2 separate regions of the Mus musculus genome follow, and region 1 is linked to region 2. Evidence: chromatin loops called from intact Hi-C (ENCODE). Cell type or tissue: heart. All regions are shown on one strand. Links, peaks and the distances in the headings refer to the core of each region. The heading gives the core; the rest is flanking DNA.

What was found. A loop is a pair of places that touch in the nucleus more often than their neighbours do. Peaks named below come from ENCODE experiments on the same cell type or tissue, not always from the same donor. Only the 100,000 strongest peaks of a DNase experiment are listed, where the experiment ranks them.
Region 1: it touches region 2 in a loop (2.0-fold over the local background); 1 of 42 quality-filtered maps calls a loop at or near these places.

Annotation. Positions count from the first base shown.
Region 1 is chr4:109,574,694-109,580,075 of GRCm38, forward strand. No RefSeq gene overlaps it. Among named protein-coding and RNA genes, the nearest start is that of Gm40226, 26 kb to the left of the region's middle. In heart, for the core only: a CTCF peak has its summit at 2,411 (motif pointing right); no DNase peak of the experiment used is centred there.
Region 2 is chr4:109,655,219-109,660,600 of GRCm38, forward strand. 9630013D21Rik (RIKEN cDNA 9630013D21 gene) reads right to left here and starts at 2,370. Exons shown (of 5, transcript NR_166454.1): 1 at 2,207-2,370; 2 at 1,183-1,377. In heart, for the core only: no CTCF peak of the experiment used is centred there; DNase peaks (open chromatin) are centred at 2,013, 2,143 and 2,243; H3K4me3 peaks cover 1,377 bases; H3K27me3 peaks cover 2,955 bases.

The sequences.
Region 1 (5,382 bases), core at 227-5,226, 81 kb before region 2:
GAAGCTGAATTGGAGGCCAATTTTTTAACACATAGATTTTGAAACATTAAGCATCTGAGTGGGGATGCCAAAGAGCCAGTTAAATAAATAGGTCAGGGGTCGAAGCGGAGATCTGGCTGGGGTAATAAGAGAAGTGGCGAAGTCATGGAATCCTCAGGGTCTTTATCCATTACTGTGTTTTTATATAGTGTATACATTTTTTGGCCCCCAAAAGAAGGTATTCGGGCGGGGGCGGGGTGCAGAGAAAAGGACCACAGGCTGAGAGGAAAGCGGCAGTCTGGGGCTATACAAATCCTGTGACCACACGCAAGTGACTGCTTTGCTGGGGGCCTGCCCTAGACTTGAGTCAACATTTTCAAAACTAACCCCTGACCCAGTATCCTGGAACACCCAGGGCTTGGAGAAGCAGTGTTAAAAAAGAGTTGGGTCAGAGGGAAACCAGGGACCAGGCTGAACCTTCTGCAGAGATCGTCCAAAGCACACGATTGGATTTTCAGGGTGCACGGTGACCTTAGACAACCCAACTCGGGTCTTCAACCTTTGAGAAACCAGAGTGGGAGATGTAGTGGCCCAGGAAGCGGTGGGAGAACTTTTTATTTATATAAATGGCTATTAATTGAGATGGTTCATTTTTCAACAGATTCAGATGTGTGAACAGCGAGTCTGCCTTCTATTTCAGTTCCCTTTCTACACAGCCAGTGTTAGTGATTTCATCATATGACCACTGTATTCTGTTATTTCAATGGTGATAACTTAACAGTTCCCAGTTAATGGAGATCAAGTCATCTCCAAATTTTGCCACTACAAACTCTGAATAATCTTTTACATGTCATTTCTAAAAAAAAAAAAAAATGTAAATTGCATGTATAGGTGGGAATTTTGTTAACATGAAATAACACATAATAGTATGTGCATTTGTAATTTTGATAGGTTTTACCAAGCTGCTATTGTAGGAGTGTATCTTATGTGCTCACACCAGCACTGTAAGGGAATGGACATCTTTCCATCAATCTTCACTACCCTGGTAGCATGGCCAACTTTTTCCTTTGCTTGTTTGGGAGACACGTCTCACCTCAGTATGGTCTACTATTTTTCTCACTTTAGAAAGGCTTATTTGCGTGTGTCCTTTACCCGCATGTATATGTGTTCCTTGGCTGCCCTGGAACTGGAGTTATAGACCGTTGTGAGCTGCCATATGAATGCTGAGATCAAACCCCGGTCCTTTGGAAGAGTAGGCAGTGCTCTTAACTGCTAAGCCGTCTCTCCAGCTCTTAGGAAGACTGTTTTTTAATGTATTTGAAATATTTCTATATTCTTCCTGTGAACAATCTGCTGCTTGAAGACTTTTGTTGTTGTTGTTGTTGTTGTTTTGTTTTGTTTTGTTCTGTTTTTGAGACAAGGTTTCTCTTTGTATCCCTGGCTGTCCTGGAACTTATTCAATAGACCAGGCTGGCCATGAACTCACAGAGATCCACATGCCTCTGCCTCCTGAGTGCTGGGATCAAAGATGTGCACCACCATACCTGGCACTTGAAGACTTTTGAAGAGAGAGAGAGGAAAAAAAAGAGTTTCAAGACATTTTTAAAAATGTCATAGACAATAAAATATTTCTATTATTCAAATTTAGTTTAAAAAAATCTTTCAAAACATTTTAGGGAAAATTCAAGAACAAAGGTTACAGTTATATAAAATCTTAGTTCGGTGACAATGCCCCCGGGGGATCTGCTTAGCAAGACCACCATGAGAAGTCACAGAATTGAATATTTGAACTGGATAAATCTTTCTGAGTGTTACCCAACCTCAGATATTTCATTATAATAACATAACATTGACCAAGATTATGTTCATAGCCAGATAGCCAGTGAATGATTAAAGGTTTTTAAAGACGATTTCTCAAAGGGTTTTTTTTTAATCTCTTAATTTTTTTTTACCATGTATCAATTCCCTTTGCTTAACAGAGCCTAAGGTTAAAGCATATGAAAGCAACAACTGAGCGAATGCACACACACACACACACACACACACACACACACACACACACATACACATATACACACATAGACACACACAAACATATACACACAGACACACACACATTTATGTGTAAACACATGTCCACTCTACACACTAAAATGCTTCAGATTATAATATCCATTTGGTGTTTTCATCACCAATGGACCAATCTGAGATTGTATATAAACAATTAATACAGAAAATAAGAAAGAAATGTGCCCATGCTAAAGCTAGTTGATTAGCTTACTTTTCAAGTTGAAGCTCTTTGAATGAGAATAAGGGAAATTACCTGCAAACATTATGTTAAATTACATGTCATTTTATGGCTTTACTTTTTAAAACAAATAACTTTCATTTATAGTGTCTCCCTACAGATGTTTGTGTATCCCAGCTATTTGATGAAACAGCCACAAGATGGTGCCATGGTTAACATGTTAGCATAGGGATTTGAGAACTACAAGGGGGAACACGGACACATCATTACATGGAAGATGCCGTCATACTTTCCCGACTCAACTGTATCACTACCCATTAGTGAATGCCATTTCCAGATGACTGCGTTTCACATCCGTGGTTTTTGTTTTTTGTAAACAAATTTCCTCATTGGGCCTATTAAGTAATGATTCAAATTGCTATAGAGACAGAAATTAGACCTTTTCTACTTTACAAATTGATGGATATATTTTTAATGATCTCTTGCTTAACTTTTATGTCAAGATTAAACATACTATCCAACTGGATTCCTCTAACTAGTATAAGTTAAATCTTAATACGGGCAAGGCCTTTGCTGTGAATAGAATTGAGGTCCTCCAAATTCATAGTAGAAGCTCTAAGTTTCTGTATGAAGAGCTGTAGAGTGAGTTTTTAGAGAGGTGACTAAGTTAGGTGAGATCTTAAGAGTGAGACTCTTGTCTTTGGCTTGCTGCATTTATAAGGAGACATAAAAAAGATCTTAACTCTCTTTCTATCTCTACCAGGTGAGGACATAGCCAGAAGAGAGCCATCTGTATGCCTGACTATGCGGGTACCCTGGTCTTATGGGTGTAACTATGAAAAAACATATATCTGCTTTTTTGATCACATAGTCTATGATATTTTTAATAGAAATCTGAACACACCTCTTCTCTCTTTTCCTCCTCTTCTTCCTCCTTGTCTTCTTCCTCTTCCTCCTCCTATTTTTCCTCCTCTTATCTTCCTTTTTCTATATGTTCGAGAAACCCAAAGGCTCATGAATTCTACAAAATAATTTTACCACTGAGCTACATATCTCACTCACAAAACTATTTTAGCAAAGAAAAATACTAAAATTTCAGAAAGCAATTTTTAGAATACCTGTTTAACAGTTTGTTTTCTACTGATGTGATAAAGCACTGACTTGAAGCAACCTGGGGAGGAAAGGAAAGGAAAGGGTTTCTTTGACTTACATGTCTGGGCCACAGTCTGTCATTGAGGGAAATCAAGGCAGGAAAAAGCAGAGGCAATGGCAGGGACCATAGGGAGAAGGTGCTTATTGACTTCCTCAGCTTTCTTTTTCTTTAAAATATTTTTAAGATTTAATTTTATATGTGTGAGTGTTTTGCCTGCATGTAATTATATGTGTCACATGCATGTCTTATTCCTGCAGAGGTCAGAAGAGGGTGTTGGATCCTTTGGAACTGGAGTTATGGTGGTCAGTTGTAAGCCACCATTAGGGTGCTAGGAATCAAACTTGGGTCCTCTGCAAGAGCACTAAGTGCTCTTAAACTCTGAGACACCTCTTCAGCCCTTCAGTTTGCTATCTTATATAGCCCGGGATCACCTGCCCAGGGACGGCATCACCCACAGTGGGCTAGGCCTTTCCACATTAATCATTAGTCAAGAGAATGCCCCATAGGCCAGTCTCATGGAGGTAATTCTTCAGCTGAGGTTTCTTCTTCCTTGGTGACCTCGGTTCATGTCAAATTGAAAAACACTAACCAGCACAACCAGTATTATAGAAGAGACAAAAATTTTTATAGTTAATAGTGTTTAACTTGTTATTATATAACTAATTATATGTAATTATTAGTCACACTGAGACTGTTGCTAATGTTGGTCAACATGGCTGTTGTAAGGATGGTGATGTTAGTTGAAGCAACTAAAGTAATTATTTGTAGTCTCCCCTCCCCCAGCCTGAAACCTGTTTGCTCAGGGGTGGAGCTTTCCGCTCAATCGTTTTGCCATGCCCACTGCTGGAACCTGCCGCTTTGCTACTGGACCCCGAGATTATTTGGCGGGAATTGGGCCCCCTTCCCCTTCCTTCATAACTGAGTGTCGGAATAGTAAAATTGAGCTTTGATCAGAATGCCTGTCTTAGCTACATTTCTTTCTCTCGCCGCCTAGGTCCTCTTCTCTTCCAGGTTTCCAAAATGCCTTTCCAGGCTAGAACCCAGGCTGTGATCTGCTGGCCGGACACAACAATTATTTATTAGATTTAGTTTATGTGTGTGAAAGTTATGCCTGCATGTATGTCTGTACCAGGTATATTCAGTGCCCACAGAGGCCAGGAGAGAGTATCAGGCCTCCTGGAATTGGAGTTACAAAAGGTTATTAGCCGCTATATGGGTGATGGGAACGAACCTGGGTCCTCTGCAAGAGCAATCAGGGCTCTTAAGAGATCCATCTCTTCAGCTCCTGATATAATCATTTTAAGAGCATTTACTTGAGGGAAAATTTGGAGGGGAGGAAGCTTACACTCTGACAATGAAGAAATGTAGAAATGTCTCCAAATCTCATACAGACACTTAAAAGTCATTGTTCTAGAAAATTATCAGGTGGGCATAGGGGCACATGCTTTTAGTCCCAGCACTCCGGAGGCAGAGGTAGGTGGATCTCTGAATTTGAGGCCAGCCTGGTCTACAGAGCAAGCTCCAGGACAGTTGAGGATACACAGAGAAACCCTGCCTTGAAAAACCAAAAAGTGAGGGGTTAAAAAAAAAAAAGAAAAGTGAAAGTTATCACTGAACCATAGTCCCTGAATATTCCCATCGGAGTGTGGTTATTCTTAGTTCTCCTTAAAATCTGAAAACATTCTTTGATTCCTCAGTTTTCACTCATATGACACATCCATCATAGGATTTTTGCAGATCCTTGTGTACAATAGACTTTTTGAGAGTATTTTTATTCTTGATTATGTGCATGCATGTGTGTCTGTGTATGGGCACCTGTGAGTGTGGATGCATGCAGAGTCCAAAAGAGGACATCAGATCTAGAGCTGGAGTTATAAGCAATTGTGAGCTATATATTCAACATGGGTGCTGGGAATTGAACTCCAGTCCTATGAAAGAGTAATACATATTCTTAACTGCTAAGCCATCTCTCCAGCTGATGTGAAATAGCTATCATATTTTC
Region 2 (5,382 bases), core at 319-5,318:
TTCAACACTGAGGCAGAGGAAAGTATGAGGTTGACCATCATTAGATGTTGCTCAATTTAATAATTTGTCCACTTGTCCTAATACATGAATGTTTTTATTTTACTGTGAATCATCACCACACTGTAAGATTACTATTGATCTGCAAATTAATTGTTCTAGCTCTTTAAGATGATTATATTTATTCAGACACGTTCCATACCTCGACAAAGGAAGAAATGCATGTCATTTTTAAGTGGCCCACAGATTGGTCCAAGGTGTCTAACTGTATGCACATCAGTGAGGGCATCAATTTTTCTAAATGAAACCATCTCAGAAGATAGCTATGTGATAGGAATTATCTGGGCTCGAACAGGAGACCGATTATGCAGTCTGGTGAGAGAAGGTACTGATACCACTGATCATGATGCCAATTGGGAGAACTGTTCCTGGAGCCCAGAAAGCTTCTTTTTTCTTTTTTAATTTTAGGAAGTTGTGTTTCCAAAGCACACATTTAAAACTCATAACAGACCTCTTTTCCAGCAAGTGTACACACTACACTGAGCAGGATCAGGGAAGTGGACAGTATTTTAATATGGTTGATTATTTAGTTGCATTTCTAAGTTAAAATCCAACATCAAAGCATGTTGGGGAATTTTGTCTTTATATGGAACTTTCACTATTTATGTAACTAATTTGAAAAACAGAAACAAAATCTGCCAACATGATACTGTTCTCTACATGGTTAAGATAACGTTCCAGATTTTTCTAAGAGACTTGCTGTACTGATGAAATATTACGAGCAGAAGCCTCCATGTCCAAATATTCTCAGGAAGAAATCTGGGTTTTTACTTAACAACTACAGAAACTCTATTATTTGTATGTAAAAAAGACAATATCATCATAATTATACCAATTAAATGTTGTGCTTCTGGTAAATTATTTCTTCCCTAGAACCGGTTGAAATTAGGATTTCTTCTTAGTACTCAGAAGACATTAAGTATAGTTGGATAGAAATTGGTGGTTTCTTACTTCCTCCCCCAAAGAGCTGCTAGTTTTGGCTGGTTGTTTTATTTTGGAATGGAGTGTGAGGGAAGAGGAAAAAGGCTGTATATAAAATTATTGAGCAGGCCTAAGTTGAAATTCTGCTTTGATCAGCGAGACAGAAACACACAGAGATTAGGTGAGACAGTTTTAGTACAGTACCTGTGTAATTTTTAATATGTACACCTCTGTTCTCAGGTTCCCCTCTGTGCGGATTTCTCTGGATGGCTCAGAATCCATTTTAGAACACGGGAAGCAAAATGTGTGAGTTCCACTTGTGCTTCTGCAGGTGCTGTGGTAGCTGGGATAACCTTTGCTCACTTGCTGGCCGAGACCAAGCTGTTATTTTAATGTCTACTGAGAGTTAAAGACAGCACAGAAAATTCCAAAACCACATCCTAACACCTAAAGTCCACACAGTGTCTCTGCACAGATGGCAAAATATTTCCCTGGAATCTTAATTTACCAGGTCTATATACAGATCTGGGGGTTGGGAGAAAAGGGGGGTTCTTTTGAGGCACCGCTGAAGATTGAAAAAAAGAAAAAGAAAGAAGAAAGAAAAAAGAGAAAACCCACAAAAAACAAAACAAAAAAACCAACCAACCAAACAAACAAACAAAAAACCCCCATAATCCTAGGTGTTCTGCACACCCCAGCCCTGAAGGTCACCGCTCAGGCTGGGGTCTTTTTGAATGAAGAAGGTGTATTTTCGGTTCCGGATGTCTAGTATACTACGGAGGAAAAGCAAAACCTTGGGGCAGTTTTGTGAACAGTCCAAGACGGTAAAAAGCCAGAGAAGAATTTGTCTTCTTAGCAGTTGGACGCCTGGCTGGGAAGCCCGGCTGTCCTCAGCTGTCATCGCCAGGGGAGGAAGGGAGAGCTACTCTGAGTAGGGCACCGAGTGGTGCAGCGCGCCCGCGGCTCCGGCCGCCAGCTCACCTCCGCGGCCAGCCAGGAACTCACCGGCCTGCTCTCCTCAGCTCGCGCACTGCCCTCCAGCCGCAGCCCCGGGGCCAACTTTACCCAGCGGGAGGGCTGCCCCGGGGCCAGCACCTGGAGCTGGCTGCTGTGGTCGCCCACAACTCCTGGGGTTCTTGGGGAGCGGTTCCCCTTTCCCAACTCCCAGCTCCCTCCTCCCGCCCCTCCGGGTGCGCCGGCTAGCCACGATCTCCGCGCTCACACTCACTCGAGGGCGCCTCCAAGGTTACCCACGGCTGGGGGCTGACTCTGGCTGCGGCCACCGGCCTCCTTTGTAGCTCTCCTCCCGCCCTTTGCCTTTTGCTGCCGCAGGGTTGTGGGCTTCCAAGCCCCGGGCGGGACCCGTCCTAAAGCTCAGGGAAGGAAACTGGGCTGGGAGACAGGCCAGCTCCGGACTGGGCTGGGGGCAGCCTTGGTGGCTCCGGGTGCCCGGGACAGCCAGGTCAAGCGAGGCCACGAAGGGCAGAGGCTGTGGCTCGTGCGGGCACGCTCTGTGCAGCGCGCAGGGCATGGGGTGATGTGGGGGCTGCAGGAGGCACCGAGGTGCGAGAGGCATCCCGGGTCCATAGAGGGGCAGAGACCAGCCAGCGGCCAAACCTGCCGAGGAAACTAGCTAAATAAAAGGAGGCTGTTATTTAAGGCGCGGAAATTTGAAATATTTGGACAGGAAGAGAAGAGAAAAGAGACCTTTGCGAGGAAGGAAAAAAAAGTGAGCTAACGGTTTTGCAGCTCCTCCACCCCCACCCCCGGGCTTTTCTGCGCGCACAGAAGGAGCGCCCGGCTCCAGCTTCTTCCCTGCTGCACCCAGACTTAGTCCAAGTCTGGGACACAAAAGATGTGTTCGCATCCTCTCCAAAGACTCTGGGGTTGGCTCTGGTGGACAGAACTTTACCCCATCTCAGGAGGGGATTTTTGTTTTTCTGCCTCTCACTAAGTGCCTACTGCGGGTCGGTTTGCATGAAACTGCCGGGTAAAAGGGTTTGCACTAACGTGGGACTTTCTCCTCTGTAGTCTTTTGGCAGAGGTAGCTTAGAAAAGTCCGGAAGGTTTTCAAGTATGACCCCTTCTTGCTCCAGCACTGTGAGCGTTTTCACTGTTTTTTGGACCCCGGTGAAAGCTTACAACAACTTCCGAGCAACAGAAAACTTGAAGGTCCCGGCCTCAAATTCTGATATTTAATATGATCAAGATAAAGTAAATAGCATTGCCAAGTAGATTGCTTTCTCAGGAAACGATATTTTATGTATTTGTCATTTACTCAAAGTGGTGTGTGTGTGTGTGTGTGTGTGTGTGTGTGTGTGTGTGTGTGCAAGAGCTCATCACAGCACTGCTTGATGAATGATATTCATAAAAAAAACCTACTGACTCTAGAGAAATTAAAAGAAAGGCACCTTGGTTAGTAATTCTGGTACCAGAGTGCCAGAGTGGGCTGCGACCCTGTTAACACACACACACACACACACACACACACACACACACACACACACACACACACACACCACCCTTTGCAGGTGTAAGTTTGGATTTAGTTTACTGTCCAAAGGCTGGACTTGAGTGTCCTGGTGGGATTAGGGCACAGTAAAGAAAACTCAGCTCGAATCTCTACTTTATAACCTCTATCTTTAATATAGCAGGGTCCCCTGGGGATCCGGGCACTCTATTCAATTAGCTTTTTCATCCTTACTCTTCACCTGAATATATTCATTTTCCTTCCGACCTGCGCTCACCGGTAAGCTGGGCAGCACACTCTCTTCTCTGCTTATTCAAGAGTTCTGCTGAGCACTGTCGAGGTTTTTGAGAAATTGGATAGCTTTTATTTCCTAGAGGGGACCACATAACTCATTTCTAAAATACTCAGATTAGCAAAGCTACTTCCTGCGAGGAGTCAGGGTAATGTGAAGATGTTTTAATGCCTAGCAAATCTTAGGCTGATGAAGAGATAGGGCGTCCTCTCCCTCTGTTGTGCTCAGACCACCCGAGAACAAAGCAATTACAGCACTTCTCTTTTGCTTTATGGACATCTCGTGCTTTTGTATTTGAAATCTCTAAAGGTGACTTTCACATCATGGGATAAAGTAAATGCTGAGACTGTGGTACTGCGAGTCAACTAAACTGCAAATTTAAAATTGCCCAACTTGATCGTTGCAATGTGTAAGGAGGGGTTTTAAGAAATTGCTTTCAGTAATAGTACTATGCTTATTTTATATATTGAGTCTATTTTTAAATTGAAACATTTTCCTTTTGGAGTATCTCAATTGTACCTTCAAATTTTTCCTAAGTTTAATGTCATGCGGCCATTGAAAGTTAATTCATGTACAATTGTAAAAAAAACTTATTACATTCAGTTTGGGGGAATGCGAATTTTTAACCCACAGTGAAATTATTTCTGCTTTTTGATCCCAGGTTCTTTAATATTACACTAGAAGATAAGCCAGTAAGAACTGCTTGCCTTTGGCCCTACAGTCTTTGCAAAGGCCGACATCAGAGCCATGCCCTCCAATAAACCTTCAAGTAGTTTGTTCTTTTTGAATTGAAGGCAGAGAGCTTAAGAAGCAGGGGAGGGAACTTGCACATAAAACATCTTTGTTTGTGTGGCAAATGATGAATGCAGCATTTATAAATTTATAAATGGTAACTGCACTGAAATCCTTTGGTGACTATCTTTAACATGACAGTAAGAGTACCAGATGTGGGAGAATCCTTTTGGAAATCTGAGATATGTCTAGTTCCTTCAACAATTTATTAAGCTAAACATGTTCCCCCAAAGACCTTACGCTCAATTAGTTTTAAAAAATATGTGGAAATGAGTCAAATTCCATATAGAGGACTTGCTTATTATGTATCGTGAAAGTTTCTATATTTCTTACTCTGTAGACCCTAAGTAGTTATGGTCTTTATATATCATTTATACATTTTTTTTTCCTGGCTGAGATTTTTTTAGTCTCCCACCACAAATACCAATATCTATATTTTAACACTTAAAACATTTTGTAGTTTTGCATTTTGGGCATTTATGAGGAAGCCAGTGCAGTTCAAGCCTGAGTAATCCATTAAGCAATTGTTTCCTTTTATGATTTTAAGGCCACCTGACCTGAGGGAAGCACCTTCTCAGCAGAGTTCTCTTTAGCACTGACTTTATAGAGCTGGTATCTGTTTTTAGATTGCTACTTCCAAAACCTACCTTTCAGCTGTTTGACTCAAATTTGAGGAAAAGGGGTGGTTGGACCTTACAAGGAATTCATACTGAATTAACTTCAAGTCTGATCTTCAAAATTGCTCTTCGTCGCCAGAGCCAAGAAGTGGGAGTGGGTGGGTAGGGGAGTGTGTGTGTGTGGGGGGAGAGGGTCTGGGGGACTTTGGGGATAGCATTTGAAATGTAAATGA